Regions from separate parts of the Homo sapiens genome. Here region 1 is linked to region 2. A link is a loop called in an ENCODE intact Hi-C map of the cell type or tissue named here. Cell type or tissue: CD4-positive, alpha-beta T cell. All regions are shown on one strand. Each heading gives the region's core, and the rest is flanking DNA. Links, peaks and the distances in the headings are about the cores only.

Region 1 (7,370 bases), core at 1,125-5,124, 84 kb after region 2:
GCCACAGTGGACTGTGCAGGTTGGGTACCTGAATTAAGCTGGCTCTTCCCCTGAAATTTTCAAGCGTATTAGAAAAGAGTCAGTTCCTTTGGCTGTGGAATTTATAAGAGGTGAAACCCAGGAGCTTCTGACAGCCAGGTTTGCTGCCAGAGGAGGAAGCCGGTCTGCAGTGAGAAGGTCAGACTGTGGAGAGAAGCATACCTCCTGTAGTTTGAGTGTTCAATCCCTTAATAACACAGGCTATTTTAGCATTCTTCTAATATATTTTAATTTTGCTTTAAAGTAATCTAATCTGGATTTCTGTCACTTTACAACAACAGAAATTCCAGCGAACACATAGGCACTGTCCATAGGAAGGACGTTTTATTAAAGACTAGAAGACTGTTGTCATCAAAATAATTCTGAGGTTTAAAACACTCTGAACTGGTTGCTTGTGGGACGTGACTGAGGAACATGAACTTGTGTTGGTAGAAATCCCATTGATTGATTGAGTGATTTATTGTCTTCTGATAAATATTTAATTGTTCACAAGGCCAGTCCAGAAACCTGGAGACTAATCTGTCTCTTTTGATTAGCAGGACAGTTGTCGAAACTCATTCTGTCTTTGTAATAAGCATTCGTGATTAATTTACCAGGACTGATAGGATCCTGTCACTGTGACCCCTAACTGAGCAAACAAGTCCTTTCTCAAACCTGAATGAGAACAGCCTGGGTGTTTACACTCAAGACTATTTATTGGCAACATAATTTAGCAGTGAAAGTTTTCTTTACAATCCTTCTATCCCGTGATAGCCTCTTTTCTTCTCTGTGGGATTCCCTGGTGTTCAAGAAAGTGCTCTTTCAGGAAGTCAAGGGACATTCTCTAGACTTTTAACTTTATTTATGTCCTATCTTAAACCTTCCCAGCCCTAAGTTAGTACCCTGCTAGTGATTAGTTCAAGAATGTGATAACCTGCTCTGTGCTGAAGTGAAATTCATCAATAATGGCCTATTTTGTTGGTCTTTTCAGTTAGCACTTGGCTTTTAATTCACCAGATGAGTTAGTTGTGGATTGAAGGTGCATAGCAAGAAGGAAAATTTTTTTGTGGAAGCAGCACCCAGGTGCCAGCAGTAAACGTCATTAAATTTATTGATGCTGAAATTCTTTTATTGGAGAGCCTGTCCATAACCATTCTTGGTAAGCAGTATTTTATCTCAAGTCTATTTTCTTGTGGGGATCCTACATCATTGCACTTGTGTGGATGAATCATGCCTAATATGGTTGGCAAATCTCTTCTTGAGTTGTAGTTCCCATAATTCTCACATGTTGTGGGAGGGACCCAGTGAGAGATAACTGAATTATGTTGGCGGTTTCCCCCATACTGTTCTTGTGGTAGTGAATAAGTCTCATGAGATCTGATGGTTTTGTAAGGGGTTTCCCCTTTCACTTGGCTCTCATTCTCTCTTGCCTGCTGCCATGTAAGGTATGCCTTTCACCTTCCGCCATGATTGTGAGGCCTCCCCAGCCATGTGGAACTGTGAGTTCATTAAACCTATTTTCCTTTATAAGTTACCCAGTCTTGGGTATGTTTTTATCAGCAGCATGAAAACGGACTAATACCATGCCTTCATGCACTGTAAGAATAGGCACTATTTGTAGAGAGCTGCCCTGTGCCAGATATAGCTGGTGCCTCCACACTGTATCTCATTGAATTCAATTTTGAGAACAATGTTATGAAGTAGGTATTGTTATCCTTAGAGATAACATACAGAGAAGTTAATCAGGTTGGCTGAGGTCATATGACTAATGCGGAGATGTAACTCGGGTTTGCTGACTCTGAAGCTTCTTTTGTCTATATAATTTCCAAAGTTTGGTTTTCCGTACCATTCTAATAAACCCAGAAGACACTTACCAGTGCTGCTTCCTTCAAACTGGACTCCTTGCCTATATGAGTTACCTTCTTACCTGCCTTTAGTTGTGGTGTGGGCAGTGGGTGCTGTGTTAATCCCAAGGGAACAGAAAACCTCTGGAAGCCCCCCATGGATCATGACTTAACCTAGCTGTGGAAGAGTCTTGATATCAACCAAGAATCACTAAATGATGATGCACAGGCTGAGTGCAAGTTGCTTGTCTGCCATTTTGCTCAGAGGTTAATTCCTCAGGGTAATTGGGAATTATTGCATGTTACCTTAGGGTGGTTGAGTTATTGATTGAGAACCTGTGATTCTGATTCCTAGAGGCATATTGGAGTTCAGGTCTGAAGGTTCTAAATGGACCACAATCATGCTCTTACTTATATATTAATATATCAGTAATGAACATCTCATCATTTACTCAATTTTAGAAGCATCTGGATTGAAAAATATATTGATATTCTCCTACCAAACTGAATTATATCTCAGACATCTAAGGATCAACATTTTTTCTATGTGTTTTTGTTATCTTTTCTAAGTGTTTTAAACAGTTCTTCGTGTATTCCAGAGTTTTTTTTTTTTCTAAAATATTGCTCTATTTTTGCTAGCTTCCTGAGTAGTCACCAATGCCACAGTAGAATAAATCTGCATGTATTTTTACTGGTCTACACCTTGGCAACAATACACATCTCCATGATGGGACAGAACTGAAATAATTTTGCCCTGTGTGTACATGGCTGTTTGTTTTTAAAAAATTTTCTGACTCAACTGTGACTGACTACATAATACTGGGACTGACATCCTATCATTTGGATACATGGATATTTAGAACTGAAAGCTCATGAGAGACAATATGGAGGGCAATAAACTGGCATGAAATGCCTTATGTTTTTCCATACCAGCTAAAGGCTCTTGATCCTCTTTTTCTCTTGGCCTTAGAATGAGGTGACTGAGTGAAGTGAAACGAAATGCAAGTTTCATTTCAACTTAAAAGCTGGAATTCTCAAATGCCAAATAATTGGAGATTTGCTTTCTGAGGTTTGATCACAAAACATTTTGTAAATAGCAGAAAACTGACCACACTTTATGTTGTTCACTGTGTTGGAATAGAATTTAAAGACAGGAAGGCCTGCAGAGAGCTTCAGGTTAGTTTCTCAGATGTCTTGCCTCCTGTTTCCTTCAAAATGATCAGGAGAGATTTTAATCTCTATGGTTTTTCAGCATCTGTGGTTTCTTTCATGAGCAAGCATCATAGTGGGTGTCAAGAATTATATGCTAATTTAGTATAATACGATGGCATCATGTAATGCGTGTGCACTTGAGAATAATAGTTTTGGAGGCGCTTCTTTGCTGAAGTATGATTATATTCAGAAACGACTAGCTTTGTAAGTGATAGTAGCTACTGACTTCTATGAATTTCACACTTAAGTTCATTAATGACAGGGACTGTTTTTGGTATTCTGGGATATGCACTATTTCTAACCATCTTTGTTCTTTCTCTACATGGCAGTTAGGAAAGAACCTCTGACAGAATCTAGGAACTAACAATCAGTGATAATTTTGATTTATTTTAATTTGGAGGCTAAAGTGTATTACAGGAAATTGTCTCTTCAAGAGGAAACATTTAAAAAGTATTTTAAGAATTTAAGAGGAAGCTATGTGGAGAATTATCATCCTGGAATTAGAAACAGTTTCTAATTCCAGAGGGCATGATATGTATTCATTTTCTAGGCGGTGTATATACCAGTTACTATCAGAATATGCTACATTTTAGGAACAGGTATCATTTCCATCAGTCTTTTCCTTCCCATTCCTATACGCTTTACCTTAGTTTAAGCATCTGTTACCACCACTCTTCTAGATAGTTGTAGGAGTCTCCTAGCTTTTCTCCTGGCTCTCAGTCTTTTCTTAATACAGCTTTGCAGACACTCATCAGATAGATCAAACCCAGATGGGATCAGGTAAAAGCCTTTGGTGGCTTCCTAGTGCCTACCAAATAAAACCCAAACACTGCAGCTTTGCAGTGATGGTCCTTGACAGTCTGGTGTGAGTCCAGCCTTGTTCCTATAACTCTAGCCAGAACTCTGTGTCCTGGTTGATTCAACTACTTTATTTTTATTTTTTATCTAATTTTTTTCTTTATTTCTTCTAAAAAAAAAAAAAGAAATGGGATACATGTGCAGAACATGCAGGTTTGTTACATAAGTATATGTGTACCATGGTGGTTTGCTGCTCCTATTGATCTTTCCTCCCCTTACTCCCCCATCCCCCATCAGGCCCTGGTGTGTGTTGTTCCCCTCTCTGTGTCCAAGTGTTCTCATTATTTAACTCCCACTTATGAGTGAGAACATGCAGTGTTTGGTTTTCTGTTCCTGTGTTAGTTTGCTGAGGATGATGGCTTCCAGCTTCATCCATGTGCCGGCAAAGGACATGATCTCATGCCATTTTATGGCTGCATAGTATTCCACGGTATATATGTACCACATTTTCTTTTTTTTCCTTTCCTTTTTTAAACTTTTTATTATTATTTTTTAATTTTACCCTAAGTTCTGGGATACATGTGCAGAATGTGCAGGTTTGTTACATAGGTATACATGTGCCATGGTGGTTTGCTGCACCTATCAACCCGTCATCTAGGTTTTAAGCCTCACATGCATTAGGTATTTGTCATAATGCTCTCCCTCCCCTTGCCCCCCATCCTCTGACAGGCCCCGGTGTGTGATGTTCCCCTCCCTGTGTCCATTTGTTCTCATTGTTCAGCTCCCACTTATGAATGAGAACATGTGGTGTTTGGTTTTCTGTTCCTGTGTTAGTTTGCTGAGAATGATAGCTTACAGCTTCATCCATGTCCCTGCAAAGGACATGAACTCATTCTTTTTTATGGCTGCATAGTATTCCATGGTGTATATGTGCCACATGTTCTTTATCCAGTTTATCATTGATGAATATTTGGGTTGGTTACAAGTCTATGCTTTGTAAATAGTGCTTCAGTAAACATATGTACCACATTTTCCACATTTTCTTTATCCAGTCAGTCATTGATGGGCATTTGGGTTGGTTCCATGTCTTTGCTGTTGTAAATAGTGCTGCAGTGAACATACATGTGCATGTGTCTTTATAGTACAATGATTTATGATCTTTTGGGTATATACCCAGTAATGGGATTACGGGGTCAAATGGTATTTCTAGTTCTAGATCCTTGAGGAATCGCCACATTTTCTTCCACAATGGTTGAACTAATTTACATTCCTACCAACAGCGTAAAAGCATTTCTATTTCTCCACAGCCTTGCCAGCATCTGCTGTTTCCTGACTTTTTAATAATCGCCATTCTGACTGGCATGAGGTGGTATATCATTGTGGTTTTGCTTTGAATTTCTCTGATGATCAGTGATGTCGAGCTTTTTTTCATATGTTTGTTGGCCATATAAATGTCTTCTTTTGAGAAGTGTCTGTTCATATCCTTTGACCACTTTTTGATGAGGTCGTTTGTTTTTTTCTTGTAAATTTGTTTAGTTCCTTGTAAATTCTGGATATTAGACCTTTGTCAGATGGGTAGATTGCAAAAATTTTCTCCCATTCTGTAGGTTGCCTGTTCACTCTGATGATAATTTTCTTTGCTATGCAGAAGCTCTTTAGTTCAATTATATCCCATTTATCAATTTTGGCTTCTGTTGCACTTGCTTTTGGTGTTTTTGTCATGAAGTCTTTACCCATGTCAACTACTTTCTTTACTTGGTTATTCTCTGTTTTTCCCTTCATAGGCATTTGCTTGTGCCACCTCTTTTGATATTGTTCTCCTTCTATCTTATAATCAAGTCAAGCCCAACTATTCAGGCCTTTTTAAAAGCTTTTAATTCCATACATTTTTTTCCAACTCACTTCCACTAGGAATTATCTTTTCTTTCTTTAACTCTGCTAGAGTACTGAAACTCACTTAAAGCACTGTGATTGTTCCTTTGTGTTATAATTATTTCTTGTGTGTAAGTTCTTTATGTTGTATCCTTCTACTAGATTATGACTTTTTGAGGCAGAGGCCATGTCTTTTGTTTTGTTTTCCTTTGGATAGTACCTTGCAGAGGGTTGACCTTTATAATTGCTAGTTGAATGGGCCAGTGGATGAAGGGTTTTAGTTCTGGTGAAATCTCTTTTTTTGTAGCTTCTTTATTCTTGCTTCTTTCTTTGTTTTAGAAGCCTCTCACTAGTATAAAGTTGGTGGATTTTGCATGATATTGGATACATGTAGATATGTTAGTCTGACCTTAGGCTGTTAAGTTGTGACCATTGGCATTCTAGTCTTGGATATAGTTGCCAGTTTGCTGATTCCCTCACATATTCTCAGACCATCTCATCTACAGGGAACAGCCTCCCGACTCGGAGCCTATTGGCCTCTGCTCAACCAGGATAATCCCTCCCAGAGAGCCCCTCATCCTGCTTCAAGCTCTAAATGGAGGAATGTTACTTTTTATGCCAAATGCCTTATTTTGCCCATGCCCTTCCTTATTTTCTTGAGCATATTCCTTCTATCCAAAGTTAAATTCTGTGATAATTGTTGGTTTCCATTATTTTTATTTTTTATCCTCAGTGATTTAATTTTATCATACAAGATCTATCAAATATTTTCCATGTTTTAAGTTGTCCTGAAGCAGATCCACGTTATTAATAGACTAATTTTAATCTTGACAAAATCAAATGCAAAGTGATCCCAAGTTTATTTCTGGTTCTAAATGATCAAAAAGACCATCATATTTCTGGCTTATCTCAATTTTCTCTCATGTGGCTTCCCTTGTCTAGTAGCTTTTATATTTGTATAGTTTCATTTTATTAGCTGATAACAACTCTTTGGTTAAGGGTTTGGTGGGATAAAAAGTTTACATATGAGTTAATTAGCCTTTTTTTTTGGTGAGGAAGAAAACTTAAATATTCTATGAATCCATATTATTTCTAGTTTCCTTTTGTACCAGGTCACCAAGTTATAAAGCAGGGGTGTCTAATCTTTTGGCTTCCCTGGTCCACATTAGAAGAAGAATTGTCTTGGACCACACATAAAATACACTAATATTAACCATAGCTTATGAGCTAAAAAAAAAGAATCGCAAAAAAAAACTCATCATATTTTAAGAAAGTTTACGAATTTGTGTTGGGCCGCATTCAAAGCTGTCCTGGACCACATGCAGCCACAGGCCATGGGTTAGACAAGTTTGCTCCAAACTAAACTATACACCTTATTCTAAAATTGCATTAAATGAAACACATGGCATCTAACCACATTGATCTTTGCTTTAGAAAGTATTTCAAAATCTTTCAAGTGGCACACTTCAAGATGTGACACTCTGATGGTCACTATAAATGTCAAGTTAGCATGATAGTGAAAATATGCCAGAACACTCATAGCAGGAGAGTTTAGTAATAATAGCTACTATTTATTACATGCCAACTATGTATGAATATTTACACCCTTACCTCATTCAATCCTCA
Region 2 (7,370 bases), core at 2,086-6,085:
GGATAACAGAGTGAGAACCTATCTCCAAAAAAAAAAAAAAAAAAAAAAAAAAATATATATATATATATACACACACACACACACTATATATATATATATATATAAACTATATATATATATAAACTATATATATATATAAACTATATATATATATAAACTATATATATATATAAACTATATATATATATAAACTATATATATATATAAACTATATATATATATATAGTTAGTTTAAGAAATGAGCAAAAATGAATAGCTAGGCAGAAATTTATGATAGCTTTTCTTAGATTAAACACCAAAAATATCTTGAACATTTGCGTTGGCTGAAAATGTTCTTTGTAAACAGTGAAAAAAATCTACAGTTTTATTTTAAAAAAGAATTAGTTATGTTTCCTAGTACTTTCACATTGAATTAATTTGTCACTTATTCTAGTGGATAAACAAGAATAGGGCTACTTACCTGAATGTTAATGGGGCAGATGCTACCAGAGCCAACCCTTATCCCCAGGACCTTTCACATTTCTCTTGTGAACTTTCTACTGTCAGCACCTGCATCTCAAATGCTGATTTGCCCATGGACAGCAGTTCATTCTAGGGAATTAATATGCTTGCTTTTCCAGCAGCCCTCATCTAATAACTCTCTAGAGGTGACATATAAATACTCCAGCTCCCTCACCCTCAGATGAGATAATTCTGAAGCTGTGTTTTGCACTAGTTCTGAAAGCTTCCCCAGGGAATTCAGCTCCAAGCACCCACTCTGGCAGCTGATTTATTAGATGCTTTTCCTTCTTTGTCTCTCTTCCCCACTTCCCTACCACTGTTCCCTACTTGGGGTCTGCTTCTGGAGAACCCATACTAAATCCTAAAATTAGGCATTATTGTTATTACACTTCTATGCACTACCTGGATTAACCCCATGGCGATCATCGTTTGGGAATTCTCAAGTGTTTTACATAAAAGGCATCATTCATAAAGCTAAAGAAGGACCAGTAGGATCAATGACGCACACTAATGGATTGAAAGAGTTATCTAGCATGACCCGAGATGCATTAGCAAACACAGGAAATCTGACCTTGGGAGAAAGCCCCTGATCTGAGCCTGGAGAGTAAGACTGAAGTCAGAATGATAAGCCTTCCTTGTCCAATGTCACATTGCTTTGGATTTGCTGTAGAGCTGGAGGTTCAGGGAAGGGCATTTCTGCAATGCCTTCTTTTACTTTTGCATGTCCTTCCTGGCCTGACTGATGTGGGCGGTGATCTCATTTTATTCTTTCTCCCTAAATCTTCTACAGCAGTATACACATAGATAGTGAATACTTGTTGATTAATGGGCTACTGTGCTGTGCTGTCAGGTGCTATATTAAATTCTGTTATAGCAGTTACTTCTAGGATCTGTAGGTATTTTTTTTTTTTGTACTATAAGTCCGCTGGTCTTTGTTGCTATTACATTATGGAGCATTGTCAAATATTCCATTTTCTCTTCGAGGAGTACTTGGCAAAATTAGCATCTGATGATTTATTTTTGAAAATTAGTGATAAGATATTGATGAAATAGACATAGTTTCTAATCTTTTGTTTCTAGTCCCATTTAGTTCTGTGCATGATCTTGTGAATGAGAACTTTCATATGCTAAGGAAATCTCTTCCAGCCTTAACCAGGAGCAATCAAGCCAGTTGTTGCTGACACATCCCTGCTACACCTCGCTTCTCTGGCTGTGGTTTGCTGGGATCCCCAGGGTAGTAGTTAGATGAACACTGCCATCATCTTGCCTACTCTGCTCCAGGATTTCTAGCGTGGCTCACTGTCCCCAACCAGACGTCCTTATCAGCAATTCCTTAGAGATGTCACTCTGACTCTTGTGGTGATCTCACAGAAATACTCATAAAAAAAATTGAGTATGCTGCTGTGTGCTGTAAATTGTCTTTCTCAACTTGAAGTTATACCTCTTTAACCACTGTTCATCATTTCTGTGACAACTGTATGAGTATACTGTATACTTTAAACATGACAATGATTGATCCTGTAGGTAAAATACCAAATGGTTGAAAACAAATGGCAAGGATTTTTACAATTGAAAGGCCTATCCACCCGGTGACCACTGTATTATTCATTAGAAATAGGTATTATCTTAGCTATTATAACTGCTGGAAGTTTTGTGAACCTTTTATGTCCAGTCAAAACTGCAAACTCTGCATATGCTTGCTTATGAATATTACTTCTAGCTAAAGAAGTGTTCATATAGTCTTTTCCATTTAAATACATGGCTAGGCATTTACTGAAATGTGAGCTATTTACTAATGGTAGATTACTGCAGTGTCTTTCATATCAGATGTTGCTTATCTGACAATCTCAACTAGGTGGAAACTAGGCAAGAAACAGGTAGGAAGCTGAATTGGCTCGTGAGATAACCTAAGAGATATCCCAGTGTCTATGCAGTACCTATTCTTGTGTACTTTATCTTTATTCACTGGAAAACCCTTCTACAACCACATGCAAAATCAGTTTGTTTTTAAAAAATTTTACACTTTTTTTTTAAAGACAGGATTTTGCTTTCTTACCCAGGCTGGAGTGCAGTGGCACGATCATAGCTGACTGGAGCCTCATCTCCTGGGCGCAAGTGATCCTCCCACCTCAGCCTCCCAAGTAGGTGGGACTAGAGATGCATGTCACCATGCCTGGCTAATTGAATTTTTTTTTTTTTTTAGTAGAGATAAGGTCTCGCTTTTTTTTTTTAGTAGAGATAAGTTCACTTGAACTCCTAGATTCAAGTGATCCACCCACCTCAGCCTCCCAAAGAGCTGGGATTACAGGCATGAGCCACCATACCTGGCCTTTACACATACTTTTAACAGGTTTGGTTCAGTTATATAATTTCCTGGTTAGTAGCAAACAAGAAGGGAGAAAAGAATAGACTACCAGAGAAAAATACTAAGAAATTATACTTTATTAATACCTAAATGATTAAACTTAGTGAAAGAGTGAGTTTTAGTCACATTTTAACTTAAAAACTGATAATTGTGTTAGAAAGCTTCAGACAGTTTGAGTGCCTGTTATACGCTGAGCAATGCAATGCAATGTTTACCAGAGTCCTCTCTAGCTCTTACATCTTGTCTGTGAGACAGACATTATTATTGCCATTTTAAAAATTAGAGAACAACTTAGGCTCTGATGAGTGAAATGATTTGCACAAGGCCAAGCAGTAAGTAACTGAGTTTGAATTAAAACCAGGACTGTCCGATTTAAAGGCCCTATTGTTTCTATCATATCAAATTGCTTCCACATGGGCCATTCCACAATGTACTTAGTGAAATTATTATTTTAAGAGCAATACACTTCTTAGAGGAACTTAATAATAACCTCCTCTGACTCCCCTGAATTTACGTATCTTTTTCTTTTTTTTTTGCCTAAATGGGGATATAAACAAAAATAGTGATTATTTTGATTTATATTTACATAATAACTTTTTCACTTTGTATAGATTCAGTTTGTGACTCTAATAATACTATTTCTGGCTTCAGGCCTGTTGATGTTCGACTCATGCAGTCACATACTTGTTCTTTAAATGGTTGTGGTGAGGATCATGTGAAGGAAGGAACAGCCAGAAAAGCATCAAGATAATTGTGACAACTGCCACGGGTGGTACAGTGATTAAAGAGAACAGATATGTAAAAGTAATTTCTTTGCTGAGCCATCACTGGTGCAGAGAGCAAAACAATGGGGACAGATGTGACTGAAAGAAGTTTTGATGTTATCCTAGTGTTTGGTTTTAATCCCTCCTCACCTCTTGACACCATCAATTTTTATCTGTCATGTAAAAACAGCAGCAACAGCTCATAGTAGAAGGTATGCTGCAACGGTAAATTTCATGGCAAGACTTCTTACGTAATTCAGGGATCACATGAAAGAAAACCACAACATTATCTTCTAGCTTCTTATCTGATTTTGTAAAAAGGTTTCAAGCATACTTTTTTTTTCCATAAGTGTTATTTATCAGAAATCTTAAATGGTAGAAACCAAACTTTGTGAAACAGGAAGGGTAATAAAGATTCCCGTGTATCTGGGCGGCCACGAAGCATCATGGAGTTTTTGTTTTGTGTCTCCGTGGAGTTAACTGGTTTTAGCAGTTCTACTGAACTTTAGCTAAAATGAATTACACAAATAACTGATTAGAATTGACTCATGCTAGAATTTGAATTACTAAAGCATGCAGAAATAAGAGTAAATGCTAAGGGGAGCTTTGCTGCTTTTAGGGTGTTTGATGTGAATTCTGATCTGGTCTCCTACTACCTTCAATCTATTTGATACCACAGTACAAGGGACACTCAGGTACATGTAGGCTCCAAACCCTTATCTAGTCACATCTTCATGAGCCACACTGACCTTTTTAACATAGAATGTAGGTTAGAGGCCTATGGTTCGTTTTTGTGGCGTTAAGAGTCCCACCCACCCAAGACCCAGTGAATGAGAATCTCTTGGTGTAGGGACTAGAGATGGACATTTTAACTATTCTTCCTGGGTGAGTCTGATGCATATTTGGGAACCTCTGCACAGGCCTCCTAAGTATCATTACCCCTTCTAAATATGTGGCATCTCTACCCTCAGAGAGTGTTACCATATTTGTTAGCGGGAAGGGAAGAGAGAAAAGTGTCAGGCTTGAACAGAAGAGAACTTTGAACATCTATTCAAAGAGTGGAAAACTTTGAACCTCTTTATTCTACTACCCATACCTCCAAGTCCAGCTGCCTTGGTATAATTATATTTCTTGAATATGCACATTTTCCTTTGAGCTCGAATAGAACTGCTTCTCCTTGGATGTGGAATTGATGTGAGTAGATAGGAGTGACGCTCTTCCTTAGAGCTGAGATTCTTACTACTGGGGGGAAAAGAGACCAGGCTGCCCCTATTCCTTATCACACTCCCTTACCCTGATCATTCCAATTCACTATATCTGATACCATCCGTGATTCAGATGCTCACCTCGGGAGAGGAGCTGTTTTTCTGGATATTAAACTACATGAGCAAGAGTGAACATTTTGTATTGTGTAAAATTCCGTGTTTGGGATGGTGTTAGAGGCAGAGATACTTCCTGGGTCTAATGCCATACAGAGAGGCTTGATACTTACCCTCAAGCAGGAATGAGAGGTACATTTAAATTACTAGACTGATTAGACTCCTGAATTTAGAATCCTAATTTAAACTCCTGAAGAGTTAGCTGAGGGATGTGAGGGGCCTGTACAGTTGCAGACACATCTGTTTCACCCCAAACAGATCCTGTACTGTTTGGAGAGAAACCCCTAGTCTTCCCTACATCCCTGGCTTTAGATTTTTTGGGGCCTGTTCTTAGAATGAGGTTCATAAGGGAAGGGGCAGTGTGGCCCTCCTGAGACCAGAGGGAATAGGATAAGGCAGAAGTTCTCAAGTGTTGAAACGCCTGAGGTTCTTGGTAAAATGCAGATTCCAGACCCCCACCTGGATCCACTGAGGGGAGTGCCTTAGTTTCCTAGGGCTGCTGTAACAAATTACCACACCCTTGTTGGCTTAAAACGGAAATTCATTTTCTCATGGTTTTGGAGGCCAGAAATCTGAAATCAGGGTGTCAGCAAGGGGTGGTTCCTTCTGGAGGCTCTGAGGGAGAATTCGTTCTATGCCTGTCTCCTAGTTTTGGTGACTGTGGGAAATCCTTGGCATTCCTTGGCTTATAATAACATCGTACCCCAAACAATACAAAACAAAAATAACAAAATACCACCTAAATTAAGTTAGGTGCACTCCTTAGTGTCCCCCTCCCTGAGTGCTTTGAGTAAATCTCTAATTTTGCTTTGATTGCTCTGGTTAACACACAACCATAAGAACACGACCAGCACTGCAACACTCACCTATCTGACAAGGACACCTGTGCTTTCCCCTTTACACCCTCTACAAAGGGACTTGGAGGCTCTCTAATAAACCCAAGGACATGCTTTCTGTGGGAAAGAAGTGGGGGCAGGTACTTAGCTCCTGGGACTCCTGGTGAATGGCTAGTTTGTTCAGCTGTGCTGTCACTTTGTTGCTGTAGACACTAAATTCCAGTCTGGATTACAAACCTTTTGTGAGTAACTCGGACTAATATTTACAATGCTGGAAGATGTAAAATTTAAAAAGCCAGTTGACCTGAAATAATTTGTTAGTTTTCTCCCCCCTGGCCTAATCCAAGAGCTTTCTGCTTAGCTCATCAGGTCCTCTGGTGACCTTAATTTACTTTTAGGTAGCAAATTTCCTGTTCCATGCAAGCAGAGGAAGTTCTCTCAATGAAATATAGCCAAATCAGCACAATACCAATCACCTATCCTATTAATTTCTTTATACTAAGTCTGGAAGGCATTTAGGGCCTTGAATCTCTTTGCCTGCCTGTGTCCTCCCTCTTTCTCATTTGTAATCCGTCTGTTTTCCCCATTAAACTGTAGGCATCAATGCCAACCATAAGTTTTATACCAAACATATGATTGGCATCCCTTCCTTGGAGGCACTGTACCCTAATGGTTAAGGGCTGTGCCACAGATCCATGACTGTATTCAGCTCTACCATTTACTAGATTGTGATCATAGGCAAGTTATTGAACTGCTCTAAGCTTCATTTTTCCCATCTGATGAATGGGGGCAATGATGACAATGATCATGATACCCACTTTATTGGATGATTGAGAGAATTAGATTATGTAAGTTTTATAAAGGGCTTGGTACACAATAAATTCTCAATTAGCTATTTTTGTGATTACAATTGTAATTATATTATTATTATTTGTTTAAAATGCCAGTAAGATAAGCTTGAGTAAAAGATTTCTTATACTAGGAAAGAAGACAATAACTACAGGATGACAGGCTGAGTAAAATTATTTGCATAATAACCCACATTGATTAGGCTCTTAGTAGGCATTAGCACAATCCAAAGTTCTTACATCTATGATCTTATTTGATCATCATGGCATGCTAAGAACTATTACTATTACCTTATTTTCCTGATGAGATAACTGAAGCACAGAGAGATTAAGTATCTTGTTCAAAGTTTGTCAGCGTTAACAAGGGTCTAAGATTTACCACACACTATGTTATAGTCACTCCACTGGCTTCAAAAGATTAATATAGGGAAGGTTTCTAAATTGCTCATTTTTATAATATAATTATTCAACATGTTTATGTGTATTCAATACAAATTGTTTACTATAACATTATTCAAAAAACTTTCTATTAATACACATATCACAAACACATGTTCCTTTAGGGTGGGGGTAAAAAGCCCCAGCATCTTAGCTTCTAGGTGGGAGCCTGCAGGCACGGAGTGCTCTTTTTCTCTCTGGTGGTTGCATAGGTTACAGAGCCAGCAGGAAGTCCAGTG

What was found. Peaks named below come from ENCODE experiments on the same cell type or tissue, not always from the same donor. Only the 100,000 strongest peaks of a DNase experiment are listed, where the experiment ranks them.
Region 1: it touches region 2 in a loop (10-fold over the local background); 5 of 110 quality-filtered maps call a loop at or near these places.

What each region holds. Positions count from the first base shown.
Region 1 is chr2:197,951,389-197,958,758 of GRCh38, forward strand. All of the region lies in intron 1 of PLCL1 (phospholipase C like 1 (inactive)), which reads left to right. Among named protein-coding and RNA genes, the nearest start is that of PLCL1, 150 kb to the left of the region's middle. In CD4-positive, alpha-beta T cell, for the core only: no CTCF peak of the experiment used is centred there; a DNase peak (open chromatin) is centred at 3,113.
Region 2 is chr2:197,865,985-197,873,354 of GRCh38, forward strand. All of the region lies in intron 1 of PLCL1 (phospholipase C like 1 (inactive)), which reads left to right. Among named protein-coding and RNA genes, the nearest start is that of PLCL1, 65 kb to the left of the region's middle. RefSeq lists an enhancer at 7,064-7,370. In CD4-positive, alpha-beta T cell, for the core only: no CTCF peak of the experiment used is centred there; a DNase peak (open chromatin) is centred at 3,857; H3K4me3 peaks cover 806 bases; H3K27ac peaks cover 2,641 bases.